Regions from separate parts of the Homo sapiens genome. Here region 2 is linked to region 1. Evidence: chromatin loops called from intact Hi-C (ENCODE). Cell type or tissue: B cell. All regions are shown on one strand. Each heading gives the region's core, and the rest is flanking DNA. Links, peaks and the distances in the headings are about the cores only. Region 1 overlaps SGMS1 (sphingomyelin synthase 1). Region 2 overlaps SGMS1 (sphingomyelin synthase 1).

The links. Peaks named below come from ENCODE experiments on the same cell type or tissue, not always from the same donor. Only the 100,000 strongest peaks of a DNase experiment are listed, where the experiment ranks them.
Region 2: it touches region 1 in a loop (2.6-fold over the local background); 10 of 110 quality-filtered maps call a loop at or near these places.

The regions. Positions count from the first base shown.
Region 1 is chr10:50,357,285-50,370,158 of GRCh38, forward strand. All of the region lies in intron 6 of SGMS1 (sphingomyelin synthase 1), which reads right to left. Among named protein-coding and RNA genes, the nearest start is that of ASAH2, 110 kb to the left of the region's middle. RefSeq lists an enhancer at 5,608-5,677. In B cell, for the core only: no CTCF peak of the experiment used is centred there; DNase peaks (open chromatin) are centred at 4,807 and 5,537; H3K4me3 peaks cover 2,022 bases; H3K27ac peaks cover 3,794 bases.
Region 2 is chr10:50,304,426-50,317,299 of GRCh38, forward strand. It overlaps SGMS1 (sphingomyelin synthase 1), which reads right to left. Exons shown (of 11, transcript NM_147156.4): 9 at 6,837-6,990; 10 at 3,557-3,723; 11 at 1,175-2,896. The coding sequence ends at 2,717. Among named protein-coding and RNA genes, the nearest start is that of ASAH2, 59 kb to the left of the region's middle. RefSeq lists an enhancer at 8,662-9,161. In B cell, for the core only: CTCF peaks have their summits at 6,595 and 6,798; a DNase peak (open chromatin) is centred at 6,586.

The DNA.
Region 1 (12,874 bases), core at 1,806-9,805:
TTAAACAGAAAAGTAAAAGCAATTATTCTGGTAATGAAAAAAAAAATTACTAACCAAAATTAGTAAATAAATCATTTATAAATTTTTTTTATCCTTATTCACAAATAATCTATTATACTACCTTGTCATCTGGCACTCGCTAGAAACAAGACAGGGTTAACAATTTACCATGCAAATTTCACACTGAACATAAGTTTTCAAGAATCAGAATACCACAAAATACTGCAATGCAACGAGACCTGGGGCAATTGCTCAGAAAATCTGAATTCTAACACTTGTTCTAGCACTAACCTGTACTCCAACCCCAGTGTCTCAGTTTCCTAGTATGGAATAATTTATTCCATCCACTTATTCTATTAGTTAAGGGAATTTGCATGTACCTGACAGTGCTTTGGAAAACATAATACATAAAATGTAAGAAATTATTATACTGAATATAATTTATTCTTTCCTTGACGATTCGATGGACTTTTAAAATGAATGCCATGAAATTAATAATTTAATTTTTATGATTTTTTAAGGCATGAAGGACTCAAGATTGAACAAACAAGCTGGCGTATCAGTGAAGAAAGTACTGAGAAACTACAGGATTCTAGATGTTTCTAAATGCTGATAATGACAAAAGAATGATGAAAGTCCTACATGCGTAGTCTCTTAGACTTATAGTGAACCAAACTTTTGGCTTCACGTATCAAACCTCTAAAAACAAAAGCACCTGGACATGGTGGTTCATGCCTGTAATCGCAAAACTTTGGGAGGCCAAGGTGGGAGAATCTCTTGAGGCCAGGAGTTCATGACCAGTCTAGGCAACACAGTGAGACAACATCTCTATTTTTTTTAAATGTAACAAAAAATAAATACATTTAATAATAAAAACAAAAGCAAAAGTAACATGGAGTATATACATGACTTTACTCTGAAAGCTTACAGTTGACTTAAAGGAAGATCAAAATCTTGCGGACATGTAGCATTTAGCTCAAACTTTATAACACAAAACTACCTGTGGGGTACCTTGTTAAAGGGCAATACAAATCAAGAATTGATATTATTTTATTATGAAACAGACCAAGTGCCTCTTTGTAAAAGCTTCAAGTTCAGATAAAAGTTTTTACATCTTGTGGAACTTTCCATAAAATAATAACCAGAACAGGTACAGTGGCTCACACATTTTGGGAGGCTGAGGCAGGTGGATAACTTAAGGCCAGGAGTTTGAGACCAGCCTGGGCAAAACCTGTGTCTACTAAAAATACAAAACTTAACTGGGCGTGGTAGCTCATGCCTGCAATCCCAGATACTCAGGAAGCTGAGGCATGAGAATTGCTAGAACCTGGGAGGCAGAGGCTGCAGTAAGCCGAGATCCTGTCACTGCACTCCAGCCTCCAGCCTGAGCAACAGAGCAAGACTTTGTCTCAAAAAAAGTAAATAATAACCTAACAGATCTTTTAAGGCAATGTAGCCCACTGAAATACTCATGAGATAGGTGTTCAATTATTCTCTAATTCAATTTGGATAGCTTTACTCCAAACAAATCTAATAAGGTATAGATTTGTTATTTAGCATTTGAAGAGTTAAATAGAAGAGTTCATAAAATGGTATAGATTTGAAGAACAAAAATGGTTAAAGTAACAGCCACATAGTTTCAGCTGAAGGACCTACACATTTATTTCAGTCTACTGTTGAGAAAATTTTAGAAGATTACTTTTGATGCCTTAACCTTTAAATTGTCCCTTATTTTAAATTGCTATTACATGCTGTGCTCAGAATTCCACAGTCCAACTCTGGTTAGCAAATAAAATCATCCCCTATGAAATGGCCCCTTGAACTAAGTAAGTGTGTGCTGACCTACTTTGCTAAGATACAAGAAGAAGGGCTTGCTGGAGTGTATGTATTTTGCCTTTTTGTCCACTTTGGCTGGTAGACTTTAGGCTGTTAGAAGAGCCTTACTTAATGACATCTTTTGGTCTCCTCCACACTGTGTTTATTCAATAATGTTTAATACTTAGATTTCACAACATCTGAAATATATTTCTCTCAGTAGCTGCCCTATAACTTATGCAATTGATAGTTTCCCCCCTTTTCCCCACCTCTCCCAAAATGACCCATTCCATCGTAGTAGCCTCAGTGTTGTAGAAGAAAAGAGAGAATTTGGGGAGACAAAACAGATATGACACAATGACAATAAATCAGCCATGTCCACTGTATACCATGGACATGTTTATAGTTGTTCACTGAGGATATGAAATATAATACTGTTTTATACATTTCATGGAGAGTCCTGGCACCAGCAACATCAGCTAATTCTGCCTCCCCTTCCCCAAGCCTCCAATTGAGTCATTTTGTGACAGAATATATGTAAATATTTAGTGATCAAGAAATCTAAACAATCATTCATTATGGCAAAAAAAAAAAAACTAGAAAAAGAATCTAAAAGCTCTAGAGTAGAAATTGATTAAATATATTGTACAACAGAATACCAAGCCTCTGCCACAGACTGTACTGTATTTCCATATCTATAGTAATACATATTTATAGCTTTGTCACATAAACAGGTTACAAACAAAATGTATTACTTTTGTAAACACATATTACAAATATCCACAGGGAAAAAAGGGTTAACTTCTTAACCCTTACCTCTGGGTAATAGAATTATGAAATAAATTTCTGCTTTACTTTTTTTTCAGTATTTTCTAATTTCTCTGATAAACATATATTACTTGCATTTAGAAGGGGAAAGGATTTTTTCCCCCAAACATACTCTATGTTTTTGAACATGTAGTCTGCTTTGTAAATTTAAAAATACGTGTTTCCTTCATTAGCTTTCTTAAAAAATATAAAATGAGCTTGCAGATTTCTCTAAATAATAGGAATCTTGGCTTTCTGTGTATAATTATGTTCCCAAATTCTTCATATTCCCAAGACATAATGGTCCAGGCGTACAAGCCAAACCACCAAAAAAGATGAAGCTGAAATCTGAATCCAAGTGCATAAAGCAACTCCAGTCTCAGATATTTCCCATCATTCCAGAGGGAAAACAATAAGCTATTAGCTTTACAATTGTTCTATTATCTAGATTTCCTTCAATATCCATCCATCCAGGCTGCTGCAAAACAGCAAAGCCTTTAAAAAAAAACTCTGCAGGTTGTCATTACAATAAAAACTAATATAATAGCTCTACTGATAACTAATCACTATTGTTTTTCCCATGGGATTTCATTCTTAGTACTAATTACCAAAAACTCGGGAGATGATCTACTCCCACTCAACTGACTAACTGCCCCTCTGAGTCCGAACCAGCAGGACTATTTTAATATTTGCCTAGTTAATCTGTAGAACTTGGACACGGATTCACTCCAGCAGTACTCAAGAATGGAGGACCTAATCAATGTTTCCAAATTCCATTAGCTCTCACATGAGCTGATGCACACAGTACTGATCTCATCTGCCCTGAGAAGCCTGGGAAAGTCTAACACAGGCTATTTCTATCACACAACACTCACTTCCTTTCCCTTCTTCCTATCTTTTTCAAAATGAGAGCTAAAATTCTTCTAATTTGCTCCTCATTTAGCTAGAATAAAAATATTGCATGTGCCCTGGAATCCATCATAAAAGTAAGTTAAAACTGTAAAAAGCCAGATGGCTTAGGAAAAGGGTGAGGCCGTGCTTTACTATCCTCTGCTTTTTAAGAATCTTTGATGCCATATTCTAAAGCATACCCACAGTGCCCAGCTTACTAAAACTACCTCTATCTACTCACCTATAAAGTAAAAGTAATCCTGCATTCTTCTGGGGAGTAAGAAAGATCAGAAAACTGACATGGAATTTAGTAGGGGCATAGCAGCAGGGGATTTTGAAAGCATCTATGGGAGAAAAAGTTCTGATCCTTCTTTTCCTCCCTTTCCTACAGAAAATCCAACAGTGATCAGTCAAGAGCTGGCGATGGGGGTAGGAGTGGCAACTGCAGGTTGGGGAGGTGGCAGAGCCAGTGTCAGAACAGACGAACGAGGTCACCCTGCCCCACCACTCCTTGATCCCTCCTCATCCCTGTCTCTCCTCATACCCCCAGGATTAAGCAAGCATAAACTAAAAAGGCTGCCCGAGGAAGTCATTCCATCAGGCTCTCAAGTTCACATACCCGTCAGAACCCAGGCACATTAAATCAACCTGGATCACAGAGAATATGCAGTCGTCAGGACTGTGGCAAACAGGATAGGGCAAGCCATACCTAGTGCAGTTAAAGTTCAATTTTTTAAGGGGCAAAAATAAACAAAAAACATGCAAGCTGAATCTGGCCCACGGGATTGCCCCTTGCAACTTCACTTGCTCTCTCATTCATTATATCTAATCATGAATTCCTGGAGATCCTATCTTGAAGGCTCTCTCAAACTGTTCCCTTTTCCCTATTCCCATTTGCTTCTGCTTTAGTTTCTGCCTCCAGCCTGGCTCAACTGCAACCCTCTGCCACACTACCATGAGATCTAGTTCATAATCTGATCTCTTCACTTGAGGCTTAAGCTCCCCACAGCTCTCAAGATGATGTTCAGATGCCTTGACTTAGCTCCAAGGCCTTCCATGACACGGCCTATTTATTTACCTGTATTTTTCAGCCTTGCCCTACAAGCTCTGGGCCTGTATCATATCCATACTCAAGTGTTCCAGTAGATTCCCACACAAACCAGTCATTTCATACCTTGCAAGTTGTTCCTTCTGCCTGGAATATTCTTCCTACCTTATACCTTCCTTTGTCCTTTCATTTGCTTTGGAATCTCTAGAGCCTAATGCATAGTACACACTTAATAGATGTTTCCTGAATACCTAATTAAATGAGAATGCAAAGGAGATGACTTATGGTTCCAGAACATGGACCCAGTGATGCGTATCTCCTTTATATATCAAGCACATAAAAATCTACATAAAATATAACTGCTGACATTTTAATACCATAATCAGTTTCAAAATAAAGAAAAAGAATTTCTCATGTGTCAAAAGAAGAAAAATCTCAAATTCAGAGTAGAAAAGATACAAGTTAACACTTATATCCCACAGGGATATCAGACTTGGACTCTAGCTGCTAGGGGTTGGGGACTTAAGATCCCAGCCAGGGCAGAGGACTGAAACTTAGACCTTGAATAAAGCAAGAATCTCTCTAAGACCAGAAAAACTGGATCCATGAAACTGACACACAATGATACAGAGTCCAGATTTATACTATCTGCGTAGTGTGAAATTTCCAAGCCAAGAAATTAAGGTAAATATAAAAGAAAAATAAATATAAATAGCTCCTTAAAGGCGCTTCAAAAAGCAATGGTTCATAGGACTCCCATGGAAAAAGTAATCTTTGCTGAGGATGAGCAAATAATTGAAAATTATGAATCACACAAGGAAATGATCCACCATGAGGGAGATTTGCCAGGTGTGACAAACAGGAAGTTTACCAAACCATGAATTTGATCATATAAAACAGGTTTGAAGAGGCTATGAAATAAAGAATTGAAACCACAATGTAAAAACAAGACATGATTTTTTTCTTAAAGATAGATGTGTTTAAAGAAGGTACGGAGAAACCCTAGGTTCTCTCCTCTGGCCTGTGACCCACTGATACTTCAGGAGGAAAGAAGAGAGAGCAACATGTTAAAAGCAGATCAAAAGAGGAAGTGAAATCAGCAAAAAAATAAAGTATATAAATATAAAGACAACTGACAAATTTTGTCAAGCCCCAAGGATCTCAACAATCTAGCACCCACATCTTTTTTGGGGGGTGAAAAGGGAAATAAAAAACTGAATCCAGTTAATTGAAAGATGAATCAGATTTCCAAAAAGGTATTTCACTGGACATATACATTCTATCTCACTGTCTCCAAAAACTCCTCTGAAATGGTAGTAAAAAGATTTTCTTTTTTAAAAAAAGGGACAAGAAATCAAAACAGTCGAAGAGAACAGAAGAGAAGAGAACAGAAGAGGAGAAAACAGGGACACGATTTCGGAAGTTGGGAAGCACATGAATCAGTGGTGACGGATCTGGCAGGCCCAAAACAAGGAGCCCTAAGCCAGCAAAGGGGAAAGAAGCATTCTGATTTACATAACACTAAATATTTCCTCTAGCCTTAAAAGTATGAGGAATTGGTGGCATCAAGTACCTTGGAAATGGTGTGAAAGTGGAGTTAAAAGACCACTTAATAAGTTTCTCTAGATTCTCACTTTGTACAGCTGAGCAACTGCCTCTTCCCCACACCATAGAATACTGAAGTTTATCCTCTGGAAAAGAGACATGGAGAGTTTCTAGAGTAGTGGACATTAAACACAGTTGAAAGCAGTGGTATCTGACTAAAAACAAGGGACAAAGTGAAAGTTGCAAAAAGATTAAGTAGGATCTGCCCTTGCCTTTTACCTTCTTAGGCACCCAGAATAACTTGCAGGTTAATGATCAGATGAATTTTTTTCTAGAAATACCCAAGATTTTAAGAAAAAAGACTTAAGGATACTGATCATCTTACACTGAAACCATATAAACAAGCTCACCTCATGCAAAGAGTTTCCAAACAGTTTTATTTGTGCCTACTTTAAAATATGAAAAAAAATCACCAGGTATCTGAAGAAACTCTCTAATAAATATAAAAGCCAGAGATGAAGATAAAAAACAAACAAACTAAAAGAACTTGGAAAACAGACTATGAAAAACTATTACTAACATTTTCAAAGACATAAGGTATCAAAAAAGAACAAGATGGTACCACAAAAAGGAGAGAGAATTTTAAAAAGAGAGCTCCTGTAAATTCCTAGTCAATATGAACAATTCAATAGGAACAATAGAAAAAGTTGAAAAAAAATTTCAGATGTGAAACAAAATGAAAGATGGAAAATTGAGAGAAGAGAATAATAAAAAAGCAATCTAGAAGCCCAAGATCTGAATAGCAGGAGTTCAAGAAAATCCAAGAAAAAAACAAACAAAGATTTAGAAATATTTTAAATCTAAAAAGAGAAAATTTAAAAAAATTATCAGAACTAAAGGAGACATGAGTTGGCAGACTGAAAGTTCATCAAATGTCCAAAAACAATGGCTGAAAGTACACTTTCTGTTATTACCATTCCACACTAATTAATTTTTTTAAAAAGGATAAGAAGATCTTGAAGAATGCTCCAGCCCCATCCTGCTTTTCACTTTCTGGTTGTACTTCCCTCCATCTCACCCCAACCAGAAGGGCTAGTCTCCATCCTTGACCTTCCTTATTAGGACTTTTGTCCCTAACCAGAAGAGCTACTGAGGACCTAAAGCACAAGGACAATGTTCCTGATATCCAAAAGTAGAGTTTTGATTGTACTTCCAATCACAACCTTGTAATGGGCAATAGTGCCTCCTTAACACTAAAGAAGTGATGAGAACAATAACACCATAAACTTTACATACATGTTATGTAAAATAATCGTTCCCTCCAGCTTTTCTAAGGCAATTCAGATTTCAAACATATTTTTCCCTTCTCTCATACACCATCAAAATGTCCTAGAGGATGCAATATTTCAGTTTCTAAATGACTTCTCTCTTAGCATGTTTCTGCTACCCAGTAGTAGTTACAAATTCTTGATCAGATATGTGCTGACGATTTTTACTCAGAAGCATGGCCACTATAAATAACCTGAGGACTTTGGAAGGCTGACTGGGGCACCCAGTCACCACGCCTAACAAAGATAATCAAAAGCAACTAGGCTGAGCATGGTGGCTCACACCTGTAATCCCAGCACTTTAGGAGGCCAAGGCAGGCAGATCACCTGAGGTCAGGAGCTCAAGACCAGCCTGGCCAACATGGCGAAACCCCATTTCTACTAAAAATACAAAAATTAGCCAGGCATGGTGGAGCATGTAGTCCCAGCTACTCAGGACGTTGAGAATCTCTTGAACCCGGGAGGTGGAGATTGCAGTGAGCCGAGGTCGTGCTACTGCACTCCAGCCTGGGCGACGGAGTGAGACTCCATCTCACCAAAAAAAAAAAAAAAAAAAAAAAGCAACTAATTTAAAGTATGTTTTTGGTTTTTAAGTTGGAGACTTTCTAGTGTTGGTAACAAATTGATAGGCTGAAAGAAAAGAACACAATTTCTTGATTAATATAACATATTCTAAAAACTAACTATACTGAAGTTTTTTTTAAAATTTTATTTTACTTTAAGTTACAAGATACACGTGCAGAGCATGCAGGTTTGTTACGTAAGTATACATGTGCCATGGTGGTCTGCGGTACCTATTAACCCATCATCTAGGTTTTAAGTACCACATGCATTTGTTATTTGTCCTAATGCTCTCTCTCCTCTTGCCCCCATACCCCCGACAGGCCCCGCTGTGTGTTGTTCCCCTCCCTGTGTCCATGTGTTCTCCTTGTTCGACTCCCACTTATGAGTGAGAAGATGAGGTATTTGGTTTTCTGTTCCTGTGTTAGTTTGCTGAGGACGATTACTTCCAGCTTCATCCACGTCCCTGCAAAGACATGATCTAATTCCTTATTATGGCTGCATAGTATTCCATGGTATATATGTACTACATTTTCTTTATCCAGTCTATCATTGATGGGCATTTGGGTTGGTTCCATGTCTTTGCTATTGTAAATGGTACTGCAATAAACATGTGTGCATGTGTCTTTATACTAGAATGATTTATATTCCTTTGGGTATATACCCAGTAATATACTGGGTCAAATGGTAAAATATGCTGGGTCAAATGGTGTAAGTAATATGTTGGGTCAAAAGGTGTAAGTAATATGTTGGGTCAAATGGTGAAAAGCAACTGCAATAAAAGCCAAAATTGATGAATGGGATCTGATTAAACTAAAGAGTTTCTCCACAGCAAAAGAAACTATCATCAGAGTGAACAGGCAACCTACAGAATGGGAGAAAATTTTTGCAATCTACCCATCTGACAAAGGTCTAATATCCAGAATCTACAAGGAACTTAAACAAATTTATAAGAAAAAAAAATCCCATCAAAAAGTGGGCAAAGCAGTTAGAGTGGCGATCATTAAAAAGTCAGAAAACAATAGATGCTGGAGAGGTTGTGGAAAAATATAAACGCTTTTACACTGTTGGTGGAAGTGTAAATTAGTTCAACCATTGTGGAACACAGTGTGGTGATTCCTCAAGGATCTAGAACTAGAAATGCCATTTGACCCAGCAATCCCATTACTGGGCATATACCCAAAGGATTATAAATCATTCTACGATAAAGACACATGCACACGTATGTTTATTGTGGCACTATTCACAATAGCAAAGACTTGGAACCAACCCAAATGTCCAACAATGATAGACTACATTAAGAAAATGTGGCACATATACACCATGGCAAACTATGCAGCCATAAAAAAGGATGAGTTCATGTCCTTTGCAGGGACATGGATAAAGCTGGAAACGATCATTCTCAGCAAACTATCAGAAGATCAGAAAACTAAACACCATGTGTTCTCACTCATAAGTGAGAGTTGAACAATGAGAACACATGGACACAGGGAGGGGAACATCACACACCGGAGCCTGTTGGAGGGTGGGGGGCTAGGGGAGGGATAACATTAGGAGAAATATCTAATGTAGGTGATGGGTTGATGGGTGCAGCAAACCACCATGACATGTGTATACATACCTATGTAACAAAACTGCACGTTCTGCACATGTAACCCAGATCTTGAAGTATAATTTTTAAAAAAGTGGGCAAAGGATATGAACAGACACTTCTCAAAAGAAGATATCTATGCAGCCAATAAACATATGAAAAAAAGCTCAACATCACTGATCATTGGAGAAATGCAAACCAAAACCATAATGAGATACCATCTCATGCCAGTCAGAATGAAGTTAAGTTTTGCAGTCCACTGAGGATTATAAATTCTCATTAGCTGGGTAACCAATGGTTTTCCATTTCACTGAGAAAAAGTCTACCAAAGTATGCTTATAAAAATAAATTGGAGTGACTGAGGTAAAAAGCCTAATTTAAGGAACACAACCCTAGGGACTAACATCAAGTTTCAAAATTAGCAACAACTCACAGGCCCAGATAGGAGAAATCAAGTTCAAGTCTACCTCCCAAAATAAATTTCTAATACTTATTTAGATAGCTACAAAAGATCAAACTATTTTCAGACTAGAGAACATGCAAAGGGATAAATTCTAAATTCATGGCGCTTAAATGTATATCCTTTGAGCATTCCTCGCCATGACAGCACCACTTGCGTGCCCACCATGTTCTTTGCTCCCATATATGGTTCTCCCTGTCTCCTTCTGCTGGTCTCCTGGAGGTAAAAAAAGAATCAAAAGATTTTAAGAAAAGCACATGTAGATCTCTACCTAGATCTCCACACCAGTCCCTACCCTTAATGCATTAAGGTTTTCTTTTCCTGACAGCAATTACGTTAATTCTTTGAAAACAAATATCCATCAATCAATTCATTACATCCTTTCCACTCACCGCTGACTGTGACTTCTTGCTTCTAACTAAGATGTGCTAATTTCCCAAACTTCCAGGTCCCACTTTCACTGAGCTTCTCTATTAACTAACTGCTGGTTAAAAGCACCAAAGTTTGGCTCCCTAGAGGATAATCCTTATCCATGAAGTAGGTCACCACTGGATCACAGGATCAGGTTGTAAAGTGACCACAGCTCTAGTTTTGGACTAAGGTAAAATACCACCAGGGGGCAACGCAAAGTCTGTGAAATTACACACTCATCCCAGTGCCCTTCTCAAGTTATACAGCATCTTAGAGATAGCTTCCAATAGATGTCCTGGGACCAAGTGACAAAACTATGTAATGGAATTGCAAGAACTAGAACCCCTGTTTTCTGAGCCATCAACTGATGTGCTCTCCTCTATATCCATGTGATTTTAATGTGCATTTAGTGACTCTACAATTAGTTGTTTCCATAGTTTTTCATGCAAACATACTGCATATCTAAGCTATCTTGCAGTCATACAAGACCATATCTAGGACACTTCAAAGAAATACAAAAGCTTAAAAATTAAACAGCATGTTGTTTTCTAGAAGGACTAATCTCAAAACCATCACTACAAATATTTATTCTTGCTTTATACTAATTTTTTTATTTTTTATTTTTTACTTTTTGAGCCGGAGTCTCGATCTGTCACCCAGGCTGGAGTGCAATGGTGCGATCTTGGCTTACTGCAACCCCTGCCTCTCGGGTTCAATCAATTCTCCTGACTCAGCCTCCCGAGTAGCTGGGATTACTGGCACCTGCCATCATGCCCAGCTAATTTTTGTATTTTTGTAGAGACAGGGTTTCACCATGCTGGCCAGGCTGGTCTTGAACTCCTGACCTCAGGTGATCTGCCCTCCTTGGCCTCCCAAAGTGTTGGGATTACAGGCGTGAGCCACTGCACCCAGCCAATACTAAATTTTAATGAGCTTTCTTCTCTCACTTCCATAACTATAATTCAACATAACAAAACTAGAGCCTTGCAATTAATCAATGACCACTGAACTGTAAAGAAATTATATAAATTATGTAAGTTTTCAAATTAGTTAACCAAAGGCATTATAAAACAATTTGTAAAATAGATAAAAGATTTGAACAAACACGGCCAAGGCTATTTTGCATTAGGTCAAATAAATACTTTACTCTTAGAAAGCCTTGATTATATATTACTGTGGAATGTTACACTTAAAGAACCAAGGTTCAAAATAAGTTATACATAAAAGTGTTCACAAGTTCACAAGCATTTATGAAGTCTCCAACATTAACGTATATATAACATCAAACATATGAACCATAGCTTTCAATAAATTATGATTAAAAACCTGTAGACAAAATACTCCATAAACAAGCCTAAAAGATAAATGACAACAGGGGACAGAATATTTAAAAAATCCATCATACACTGTAAATATGAAGAGCAGATATTTTCTTAAAAATCTGATAAGAAAAAGACTTTACACAAAGATTACAGGTCAGGTGCAGTGGCTCACATCTGTAATCTCAACACTTTGGGTGGCCAAAGCAGGAGTATTGTTTGAGCCTACGAGTTCAAGACCAGCCTGGGCAACATGGCAAGACCCTGTCTCTACAAAAAATTTAAAAATTGGCCCAGTGTGATGGCACATGCTTATGGTCCCAGCTACTTGGTAGGCTGAGGCAGGAGGATCCCTTGAGCCTGGGAAGTTGAGGCTGCAGTGAGCCATGTTTGTGCCACTGCACTCTATTCTGGGTGACAGAGTGAGACTCTGTCTGAAAAAGTAAAATAAAAATAAAAATTACAAATAGGTCAATCACATACATATGCCAAAAAAAAAAAGCAAACAAAAAATCCCATCAACAAATGTGGAGGAAAAAAGTTCAATCTCACTAGTTACAAAAAAATGAAAGACATATTAAAACAACAGCAAGATGCCATTCTTTAGCTATCAAGATGGCAAAGATGAAAAAGGGCTGCACTGAAAAGAACCAGTTTCAACAAAGATCCAAGTTCTGCCAATTCTACCTCTTAAGTATATCATAAATCCATCTACAGTCATGTGTCACTTCACGACGAGATACCTTCTAAGAAATGCATCATTAGGTGATTTTGTCATGGTGTGAACATCACAGAAAATGTATCTGGACAAACCTAGATGGTGTAACCTATTACATACCTAGGCTGTATGGTATAGCCTATTGCTTCTAGATTAAAAACTTGTACAGCATTCTACTGTACTGATTATTGTAAGCAACTGTAACATAATGGTAAGCTTTGTGTATCTAAATGCAGAAAAGGTACTGTAAAAATATGGTATAAATAATAAAAATTGGACACCTATAAAGGGCACTTACCATGAATGGAGCTCGCAGGACTGGAAGTTGCTCTGGGTGAGTCAGTGAGTAAAGTGGTGGGTGAGTATGAAGGCCTAGGACA
Region 2 (12,874 bases), core at 1,684-9,683, 53 kb before region 1:
ATATGTCAATTCATGAATCAGTGTAGTCAGCCATGAAGAACAATCAGCAGTGGATTTCTTGATACATATGTGGCATGTAAACTCATAACAAATTTTTATATAATGATTTCTAGTTTTTTAGGGAAAAAATCCTATTTTTAGCAAGTGCCAATATATCATTTCCACTTACTCAATTTACTTTCCCTTCAATATGGCAGCAGCTGATAGTCAAAGTTAGTGAAAGGCTATAACAGTTAAATAAAGACCTATCCAAGGGTTTGGCTCTATTTGCCTAAAGAGGCCACCACATTTCCCCTGTCTGATACACAAGTTTAAAGCCCCACACAGGAAAAGTTTTACTGGTTCTAATTTCCTTTTTTTTTTTTTTCGGAGATAGAGTTTCACTCTTTTGCTGGGGCTGGAGTGCAGTGGCACGGTCATGGCTCACTGCAGCCTCTGTCTCCCGGCCTCAAGCGCTCCTCCCACCTGTCTCCTGAGAGGCTGGGACCACAGGCATGTATCACCGTGCCAGGTTAATTTTTGTATTTTTTGTAGAAACTGGGTTTCATATTGATCAGGCTGGTCTTAATCTCCTGGGTTCAAGTGATCAGCCCACCTCGGCTTCCCAAAGTGCCGGAATTACAGGCGTGAGCCACCACACCTGGCCTCTGGTTTTACATTTCTAGCCTCCTTAACACATCCTTTATCAAAGACACATCTCCACTGTTGACATTTTCCTTTAGTCACCACATCAGAAATAATAATAACCTTTTATTCTTTTTAAATAGTTATTTTCCATTACCACTGGTTTATCATAGTACTATTACTCTATTTCTCACTTTGGATTTACTTTTCCTTTCCATCTACACTGGAGAAGCTATATTACTGCCAGATATAGGAAAAAAAACAATTTGGTTGAGAATTAGAGAATTCAAAATGTTAGTAAACATTGTTCTAAAGTTTGAATTTAACTTACATGTGACTCTTTTTATATATTAAAAAACTCTCTAGAATTTACTAAAGATTAGAATATATTTTAAGGAATCCCAAGGAAAAAAATCCAGATAATTATTAAAAGTCCCATGTCAAGCAGAAACACTCCATGAAGAAATTCTGAAACTGATTTTCTATCTTGCTTTAATGGCTCCATTTATGACTTCTGTGAAGAATGTGAACACAGTAGAAATAACAGCCATTTATTTTAAGTATCAGTTTTTATTAAAAAGTGCATTTTGATTAATTTATGATCTAGGTAAGCTGTAAGATACCAGTATACTCTCTGGAATAATAACTTTACAAAGATTTAAAACAAACAAAATTTTAAAAGCCTTTTTATTTCCTTCACCATTATTGTTTTACAATACAAATATCACCTTGTGAATACACAAAAAAATCCTACGGAAGATAATTCTGCTGCACGTAAAATACAGAATGGATATATATACTTCTTCATTCTTAAAAAACTATTTTGTTCTCCACATTGGCAAGTATAGAATAGAATACTTCCCCAAACATATGTATGTTAGGAGTAAAACTTAGAGTTACATGCAGTTTCTGCACAAATATCTTTTAAAGAAATAGATCTCTTTTTTGTTGTTCACCAACAAAATTGTCATGAGAGTATGGATAACTAATTCATAGCTTTCAAGTTTTAGGTAAGTGATCATTTTCAAAACTCTCTTTAAGAAAAGATATTCATGGCTGTTTTCATTGAGTAGTTAAAATTGAACTACCAAATCGACGATAAAATAATTTAAGTGGTACATGTCATTGCTACCTGATCACAATATGTGAACAGGCTCTGACTCTAATTAACAACCTCATTATTTAAGTCATTGCAATTTTAAAACCATAAGCAGTCTTCTGATTCAATTTAGCTATAAATGCAAAATTTAGTAGTGTATACATATATTTATATTTTCAAGGAATACTTTATTTTAAATAAAAACATTTAAGATTGCCTACTGACCATACAATCAAGACAAGAAAGGCACTAGAAACATAGACAAATTTCTCTCCCAAGATGCATTTTTAAATTTTAACTCTCTTCTCTCTGACATGTTAAAAATCTTTAAATTTGGTGTTCATAACATCATTTTGAAAAATAAAGTTAGGAAATACTTAGAAAATCACTTTATAACAGAATCTTTTTTTTTGCACTTTTTGAAACACTGCCTTTGCTGATTTTACAAAACCCAAAGTTACCAAACCTTTCTGTGTCTATCATTTTTATTTGAATATCGGTGCAACAGGTAGAAAGATTTCAGAATCAAACCCCATTCAGGTACTTAGAAACCTTCATAGAGACATTTGCTAGAAAATGGCTTACAGCCCAATCTTTGGGGCAAGAGATATGAAAAGTATGTTTTCCCAAGAAAATAATACGCTTTATTTCCAGATGTGACTGGAAAGACCAGAACTTATGATATAAAAGCTTACATTTATGCTGCTGCATCATATACAAAGGAACATGGTGGTTGCGGGTTATGTAAATCCCAAACTTATGAACAGGAAATGTGTACAGTGCATGATAGGTTAAATTTTTCTTTATTGTTGTCCAACGCAGGTCCTTTGGAGAGAAAAAAAGATCACAGTGCTGACCAGGTAACTCAATAGGTTAAGTCAAGGTAACCATTGAAAGATAATAGGATTAGGGAGGTGTTTATTTTATGGCATCTTCTCTCATGGAGTTCTTAGCACTTCGGACAATTTGTCTTTTCCCCACTTTGTACAGCTGTTATGTGTCATTCACCAGCCGGCTGTATTTAACTTGCCTACTGAGGTGGACTACTGGCCAGGGGAAAGGCCAATGGTAAGATCGAGGTACAATTCCTTGGACATTCTTTTCAAAGTACTGAAATGGCCTGTACCACCACACCCTGGCCAGGAGGTTCATCTGGGAAGCTTCCTTTAGCACCTAGGATAACAAAGAAACATAAACACATTTCTTACAATCTTTCACTTTAAGTTCAAATACTTGCCACGCTAAAATTCCCAAAGGACTCCATACCTGCCCTGCGTGTCCACCCACATATCCCAGCTTCTCTCTCTCATCACCATTCTACACTCCACATTCATCTACAAACTGAGCCACATCCCAGTAGAAAAACAACGCCAATTCTGGGAGGGCAAGGAGAACTTATGGCTCACTCATCTCTTGCTTATAAATAAACACCTCAGTTAGCTTTTTAGGTATTCCTCTTCTATGCTAAAAATGTTAACACTTAATTAAATGTTAAATATTAAGCTTGTGATGTGCCCCGGGTAGGGAGAAGAGGATAGGAAAGCAAATCAAGCAAGGAGGGACACAAGCTTAGAAAATATTTTTCATTTTTCAAGGACAATGAAAGTGCGTTCCTTATTCTAGAAGGAAGTAATTCCTCACATCATTATATTAATAAACTTTTTATTCTTAATTCTGAAGAGAATCAATGTCACAAAAAAACAATACAATCTTAGTTGATTACTACTTAAGAAAGAGAAACTTCAGACATCCACAGGTTCTTTGCACCCTGTCCAAGCCAGCAACATCAAGCCAGAAACAACAGAAGCTAAAATCAAAAGCGGGGAAACTCACTTGCTGATTGGCCATAGTGTGATACCACCAGAAGAGTCTCGTGGTGATGTAATATGCCACCACCACGTCCACAGTGTAGTGGTCATGCGCTAAGAGAATACAGAAGATTCCAACTACGCTGAGAAGCCAGCAAATCCAGTGATACCACCAGAGTCGCCGAGGGGAATCTGAAAGGGGGAGAGATTTGCAATAGTCCCATTATTCAAATGACATTAAGGGCACCCAACTATGCCTCTACTAATGCTTCTGAATCCAATTACCTTGAGTCTTCCCTTCTGAAAACAGATCTAGTGAATCTAAGGGCTGTCATTTATCTGTAACCAAGGTTAGAACAGAAACAGCTTTTTATGATGTGATTATACTAGTGATAGTAATTCATATTTGGTTCTTACTTGATTCATACAATCATAAATAGAGTTTAAAAGATGAGGCTAATCAAATAAGGACAGGTTAATGCATCATGTTTCGTTTTTAAAAACTGTCCATTGACATTTAAATTTACCTCTAGCTAATTTGGGGTTGATGCTCTACACAAAAATCAATACCTTTTGGCCCACAGAGCCTAATACAAGGACTAAGCAGTCATAACTGATTTAACTGTACTGCTTTCCAAGTTCTGCAACCATACACTAATCTGAAAGTCTTTGAGATTTTCATTTCTCAAATACAAGCAGAAAAGCATCCAGACGCCTGGGAATTCTAGTTCAAGTGCCTTCTCAAAGGTCGAATGGTGTCAGATAAATACTTGTCTGTATCCCCATTTGGGAAATTACCTGAGAAAAACATCAAAATTTCTATTAGTGCAGGCCTTTCTACCTTGGATTCTCAATTGTGGGATTCAGAGGCTCTGCAGTGTTAGGCAAAATGTTGTTTGAATATGATCTATACTCTCTACACCAGCATGACAGGTTCAGACTTTTATTGGATTCTCAATGGGTCCAAGAACCAGTCATTCATTCAACCAATATTCATTGAGCCTCTTACATGCCAGGGACAGGCAATGCTCTAGATACCTGGATCAATGAATAAAAAAGGCAAGGAGGCTGCCTTTGTGGGAAGATCCCTTCCTAGTGGGGAAGAGAGATAAGAGACAATACTTATAATAAATAATTTACACATTATGTTAGGTGTTAAAGGCTGTGGAAAAATAATAAAGTTGAGCTGGATAAGGGGGATCAGAAGTATAGGGAGTGAAGGGCAGTTTGCAATTTTAAATGGAGCAGTTAGGGTAGGAATATTCTAGTAATATTTGTATTTGATACCTTGACAATACAAAAACAAGAAACAGCTACCATTCAGTCTCTGTGTGACTCTATTAGTATCCATATATGCCATCTAATTTTAATGTTCATAAACTTTTTCCCACCCGATGAAGCAGATGTGAATATCTCATTCTAAACATGAGGAAACTAAGACTTAGGTTAAAGTTTCTTCCCAGGGTCATAGAGCTAGTAAGTGATAGTACCAACGCCTCTGCCTCTCAATATGACACATTGCCTTATTGTCAAGATGGATAAGCCTTGACCCCGTTAAAGAATTTCAGGTATCAGGCAGCAGGAGCCAGGAATCCCTCCCCCAGGGGTGCTGACATCTGGCCTATGTGATTCCTACTGTCCACATCCAGTTACATTCCAGTCCAAAGGCTAGATTATGCCCTGACAATTCTGAACAGATCTTGCTAGAACTCACTATATCTGCTCACGTACTAAGTATAAGCACTGGAACATCTATTCTCCCTTTTCTATCTCAGTGCCCTGAAGTGCATCTCTCTTCCCTTCCTGTATTTCCTTATCTTAGTTTTTCAAGAACAAAACTAGGTTTCGACCCAGTCCACTACCTGTTTTCTCTACCCCATAATCCATCCTGTTATCTGCTGACTCTCTTTATTAATGTCTTAAAGTGTCTGTCACTTCTCTCCATCCCTGATGCCATCAGGCTAGTTTCCTTTGTTACTGCAGCAATCTCCTAACTTTTCTCCCGGTCTCCAGTTTGGTCCCCCATCCAGTCCATCCTGCAAGCTGCTGCAAGAGTGATTTTTCTCTCTTCAAAGACAAATGACACTGCCCCACTGGTTACAACCCCTCAATGGGCACCCGATCTACATCAGCTGAGAGTTCAGACCCTCTTCTTGTGGCTTAAGCACCCCCTGTGATCTGGTTCCCACTTACCTGTCCATTCTTATTATTACCCCTACTCTGAATTCCACCCACTTAAACTTCCAGAGAGTACCACATGCTCCCAAGACACCTCCAGAAGGCAAAGCATCTCCCTCCTCTGTGATACCACAGCAGCCTGGTTCTACTCATTGCTCTTCATGGAAACCCCCCTGTATAATGCTTATCAGACTGTTTCTAACAATGTGATATTGAGCATAATAAAATTTTCCATAAGTAGAGAAATGAATAAATATGTGTAGTTCATTTCTAGCACTGTAATATTAATAGCAATTAAAGTGAATGGACCAAAATCTCATATCTCAAAAACATAATTTGAGGGTAAATAGTGGCAGAAGAATATAAATGGCAGTATGCCATTTATGTATATAAATTTAAAAAACCACAAAACAATAATACACAAGTCCAAAAAAATGGATGGAAATGATATAGGAAAGGAATGAAAAGGTTTTAATCATATATTAACATTTCATTTCCTTTCTAAAAGGGTTATCTGAATTAAATATGACAAAATGCTAATATATATTAAATCTGAGCCATGTATGCGGTATTTATAATATTATTTTGTGATTTCACAATAAAATATTTTAAGTACGTTTCTTAAGGGAAATTTCCCATTTAGTATCTGCCTCAGCCCTGAGCCCATGGCCTTGTTGAGGACAGGGATGAGTCTGACCCATCACTGTACCCTCAGGCATGTAGCATAGTGCCAAGTGCTGAAAAAATAGTTGCTGCATCAACACATAATCTACCATCACCCAATCAGGCTTGATACTGGATTTCTGTGTCCCTTTGAGATTTCCATCTGGCTCCTTACAGCAGCTGTATAACTGGCTCATAACACACCCTGCAGGCTGTGCTTGGAACTGCCTCCACCCCAGTACTACAGATGACACTCCAGGACACCTCGTCCTCAGGAAGACCAGTTCTGTCCTTCCACATATTTCCCTGGGTGCCAGTTGCATGGCGATGAGATGAAGCTGCAAGCCTCCTGAAGCCTCCAGTCTTGCTTCAGCAGATTTTCCAGAAAATGAGCTTTACCAGAGGACCAGAGTTCATGAGAAATGGCAGGTGAGGAAATTACAATGGAAGTCTTTTAGACTTACACTCTTTGATAAATAAGTAGGTAAGTGTTAGCATGACCGTGTGGCCGCTGTACAGATAGTCCCCACACATGTTGTGAGAGCCAGTGATAGACAAGCCACCTCCAGCAATGAGCTTCATTATTCTTCGCAGTTGGGCTTCCCAGTCTCCGAAAAGCTGGCAGAAAAAAAGAAAAGAAGAAAAAGAAGATTCATTACGAGCCCACATGAAAATGTGCGAAGATTACTATTCATATCCAGAATTAAGCTTATATTAAGAAACATAAAATCCCCACCAGGAAGTTTGCCCACTCAGTGTTTACCATTCCAAGAGTAGCCCTTGGGGCGGGGGGGTGGGATGGTCCTACAAATGAATCACGTGGCTTCAGGACTTTTCACAGTTAGCACTTTTTAAAGCACGTGTCAGTAGATGTTTCCCCAGTTTTTCAAAAATTACAATGACAGAGAAACAGTACTTCTATCTGACTGACTGAATAATTGCTTTAGTATAACTATCATTTGGGAAAAATAAAATTTAAATCTGTAGTCTAGGAAAAATTTAAAGATGTATTTTTATCATGGTTGGCCTAGAAGACAACTGTCCTACTACACTTGGCTAAAGCAGCTGAAGGTTTGGGTAGTCAAATATATGAATATTTTTGGTATGTGGATGTTCAGGGATCATGTTGAAACAAGGGATGTGCCTTTAATCTTCTCAAATTATGTAGGTAACATTGAATAATTTTCCAGATTATAAATTAATTTACCTGTCTATGATACAAGTCTGGGCTGGACACCGGAGTAATAAATAGCTTGAACAACTCATTCATTACAACCTTTATTTGCTCGGTCAAGTAAAATGTGTAACTGTCTATATTTTATGCTTGTTAGTACTCTTTTAAATTCTGGTTGTCTAATTTAATTACCATGATCCAATTTAATTAAATTCTGGTTGTCCAATTTAATTACCATGATTTCAATATTTAACTTATAAGAATCTAGCTTTGGGCAACATGTTTTATTATAATTTCCTTTTAAAAAATTATCAAGACTTCTGATTAAGGATGGAAGGATGATACATCAGTGAAGTGTGAGAAATTAAAAAAAAAAAAAAAAAAGAATGGCAGATGGAGCACACCACACAGAGGATATAAATTTCCAAATCCAAAGAGATCACTGAATGCTCAACATAATGGAAGAAAACAGATCTACATATCAAGACTCAGCATCATGGGATTTTAGAATCTGGGGACTAAGAAGAGACTCTAAAGCCTCCAGAGATTAAAAACAAGCTTTACATGAAGGATCATTAGAATAAGACTTTTCAAAAGCCACACTGAAAAACAGAAAGCTTTGAGAAAATGCCTTTAGATTTTGTGGGAAAATGATTTCCCACTTAGAATTCTGTACCCAGCCATATTACTACTAAGCATAAACTGAAGGATAAACTAAGGATAAATTAAAGCCTTTTTCATATATACACGATTTAAAAATATTTACCGCTTATATACTCTTTTCCAGGAATCACAGAGGGTACAGTCTCCAAAACAAGGGAGTAAACATGGAGAAAAGAAGAAATGGGACTCACTACGATGCCAAAAAAGGAGAGATGAAGGACTTCACAGTAGCTCACAAGTTTGGGCTGGAAAGCAAACAGCCAGAATGCTCTGGAGGGATGTCATCATGGAGATGAGCCCAACAGAATACCCAATGCCTCTGGCTGTATTGAGAGGAGTTTCATAACTTGGGGGTGAGTAAGTGCAAAGAAAACTACTAAAGCAAAAAACCAAGGCAATTACTAACTCTACAGGAAACAAAATGTTGTGCAGAGAAGGAAAGTAATTCTAGGAAACGACATGACTTGGCCATGAATAGCATTTACAGAACTGTAATAATGTAAGCACTGCATATTGAGCTAAACGAAGGACAAAGAACTGCACAGCAAAGACAGGATAGGAAACTTGAACGTGTGTAGTGGAGATGGGGTCGGAGGGTAGGGATCATGAAGGAGGAGTCACAGACGGACACTAAAGCTTTGCCTTCTACAGCAGAAGTCAGTAACGGTGAATGCCTATATTCAAAAATTACAGAGTAACAATATCTCATGTCACGTGGAGACACAAAAGTAAACACATTAAAAAATCTAAAAAAAAGAGTGAATGACAAAGAGTTAAATACCACAAGGTTCAGCTAAAAGAGTTGAAGGAGAATAGGAAAAGGCGCTGTTGGGGTCAGGACCAGGAGACTACTGTTTTTTCACATCGAGTTGTGTAGAACCATTTTAGTTTTCAAATTGCATGCCTGCATAAACATTATAATTTTTTTTAAAGTTTCAAATTAAAAGTTTGGTCCAGTTCTGTTATAACAATGGATAAAATGTAGAAGAAAATTATGGCAAAAAAGCTTGGGTATTTCTTCATTTTACATTATTTCATAATGCTTTTCTAAAATTCCCTCTGTGTTTTAAAAATGATAAATCATATTCTCAAGGCAGCATCACCCATACTTTGTCCTCTCATTTGAGCAAGAAAATCTTTGTGGTGAAACAATGTGTTTGGGCAGAAAGGAGAAATTATGAAGTAAACCTGGCACTGAGGAAAAAGGCAAAAATTTAATGCTGTATTTCTTACAGGTACCCTTAGAGACCCTAAGCTTCCTTTTCAAAATATCTTCCTATGTTTATCAAACTTCTGCAAAGGGAAAACCTCTTTAAGCTTAGTGAGAAATAGAAAAAGAGAAAGAAAAATTTAAATTATGTTTAAAAAAAGCAAACAAAATACAAGACAAATTACAAAACAGTTGCAGCAGAAACAAGTTAATATCTATATTGTTTACATAGCACAGAGAAATCAAGTAAAATAAGACCAACTTAGGAAACAAAACTTATCAAAGGACAAGGGATGTGACCACATAGAGGCATAAATTCTGTCAAACAAATATAAATAAAAATGAACATAACAGGAGCTCATTTTCCCATGTTGAATTAGCAAAGCTTAAAAGAAAAAAGAGTGAGCTAATGGTGAGGCAAGCACAAGGACGGCGAGGCTTGTTTAAATGGAGGGGATGGGGGGAAGCAGTGGCTGTCTCCAAAGTAGTGCAGGGGAAGAGCAGGCCACGAAACAGATATCTGCGGGTAAAATCACAGCTCTTCGAATGATTTGCTGTGTGACCTTATACAGCTGAACCATTCTAAGCCTCGATTTCCTCATCTACAATTTGGGAAGAATATATTTATTATCACTGGCAAAATCTTCTGAGAAAATAATCACCAATAGTTTACCAGCAATTTAAACAGTCATAACTTCTGACCCAGTCACATTGCTTCTAGGAGTCTACCTCAAAGAAATAATACCAAATATGAAGAAAAGTTCTATGTGCAAAAATATCCCACTGTAACACTAATCACAAAAGCAACAGGCTGGGCGTGATGGCTCATTTCTGTAATCTCAGCACTTTGGGAGGGTCGCTTGAAGCCAGGAGTTTGGGACCAGCCTGGGCAACATGGCGAGACTGTCTGTACAAAAAATGTAAAAGTAAGCTGGATGTGGTGGCATGTGCCTGTAGTCCCAGCTACTTGGAAGGCTAAGGTGGGAGGATCCTTTGAGCCTAGGAGTTCAAGGCTACAGTGAGCTACAATCATACCGCTGCACTTCAGCCTGGGCAACAAAGTGAGACCCTGTCTCTAAAAAAGAAAGCAAAAAACTGGAAACAACCTAAATGGGAACTGTTAAATAACTATTCAAAACCTGGTCTTTCTAGGGACAGTATTGGCAAGATGGGGTGCCTGCTGTAAATGCATTCTCAGGTCCCAAGGTAGACCAGTGAACCAGAATCTAAGGTAATTTAAATGCACATTAAGATTTGAGAAGCCCTGAACCAGCCTACAGCTGTTTACCAAATTATTTAAAAATAAGTTTACAGTGACTGTATAGTAAGTCTAGATTGTAAGCATATTCCTCTATTAAGAGAAAAAAACAGGAAACACAATGTTTGGTATAATTATAACTGTTTTACAAACACTATGTGCAGAAAAAGTCTAGAATGTAACATATTAAATGTTAACAGGGTTAGCTTGGAAATTGGTAGGCTTTCTTCCACTCTCTGTCCTGGTGTGGCTTCCCTTCCTTTCCTTTGGCCAGAAAGAGAGGGATTCCCTTGGAGCTCTGTCTGCACCCAGAGTGCAATTCTGGGATGTGCACTGCCTTTGAAATCAGGCAGGAAATGTGAATGGAAAAAAGAAAAGAAAAGAACAAAATGAAACAGGAAACTCTGGACTGGGTCTTTCATACCTTGCATTTTGGTTTCCTTCCTCCATCTGCCCACTATCATTTGCTTTTGATTCCTCAAATAGCTGATCCATATATTCTGCCCAGTGTTTTTTGGCTGCATTCAGTGTGAAAGAAAGATGGAGTGTGCTTACTCCATTATAACTGGAATTGAAACCTTGCCTATCAGTAGCTTTTGAATGTCTATTTTTGAAAGCAGAGATAATTTAAGGGAGACATAAAAACTTTCAGTGGATACTACAAAGCTGTGACAAGAAAGTCTCATATCTACACCACTATGTGCATTATGGTTTCCCAGGGTCACAGAAAACCAATAACCAGTAAAAACAGGCAATATTCTTCAAATTCTAATGAACTACCAAGAAATTAGGTAAATTGGCCAAATCACTTACACAATACCAAAGCACAGAAAAAAAGAGCAGAAGGAAGAGGGAAAGGCTTTTGAATGAGACACACTATCAGGTACATTTAGAACCAGTGAGCCTTTGGTTATGAAAGACACAGGTTTCCCAGTATTTTTTCAGTGCTAACATAATGTACTGATGACAGTCAGTTTGCCATCATTCAGTTTGCAGATGGCTTAGAGCACTGGCTTTTTCTAACTACATTTGCAGAGCAGGGGCACTGACTGTACTTCAGCCCCATTAGGAGGAAGGGGGTAACCTAGAACTAAAACCCATCAAATAATGCTGCACAAATTAATGGCTTTCATAGCTTTGACAGCTTTGGTATAGCTTTGTTGAAGAGCTGAAAGTGAGTACTAAGGAGCAGAAATGCGATTTAAAATAAGCATTGACAATCGCTAATGCTGCAGCCTAGAGCAGCCCAGGAAAGTCAGCAAGGCAGACCCTATCTGCTGTAGGTCTCCAGTGTTGGAGCCGAGCCTAGAATCCAAGTCCTCTGACTATTTAAATGTGCTATTTACAAAACTATATGCTGCCTTGTGCACAGCTTGGCCCTCACAAGCTTGGATAAACCAGGAACTTGATACATACAAAGGAACTTTTCCTTCAGCAGCCTAGGTACCTTGCAGAAGTAATATTATACTATTCCAACTACCATGAACAGCCAGACATTTTCTCAAAGTCCCTCTCTCCCTCCTATTAAGGTAAATTATTTTGTTCTGTTCCCAAAGAGCAGTCTTCCTCCAGAATAGAAAATTCATTATCATCCACAAAATGCTAAAAAGGCTGCTGTTAAAACACTCAGACCAAAGACCAAATCCAATACACGAATCAAGTAACAGGATCAGGAGGAGGAATGGTAGAATCCTCATCAATCTGCATCTTCAGCAGCCTGCAACTGAGAAACACACCTTACACACTGTGGTGTCCCTCAACATCAACTTCCCAAGTGGCCCAAAACAGCAAAACTATGCCACTTCCCCAATTTCAACTGGCATGTAACAGCCCTCCTAACCGTGACACTTAGAACTAGTGAGCTTTTGGCTATGAAAAAAGAGGTTTCCCCAAGTATTTTTCAATGCTAACACCATGTGCTCATGAACAGAAAATTCATTTCATCCATGAAATGCCAAAAATGCTGCTCTTAAACACTCAAATCAAAGACCAGATCTGATAAAGGAATCAAGCAGCAGAATTATTGTAAGTTATGAAATGTCCTTTAGCCTGACTTTGTAGTCCCCACCAGGAAGGTAATGTGTTTGAAAGTGTGATGAATGCTTTAGATTTCAAAGCAGCAATGAAGAGGCTCAAAGCTGCCTCTTACAATTTCTCCGGCCTTATTTTACTGTTGGTCAGTAAAAACATGACTTAC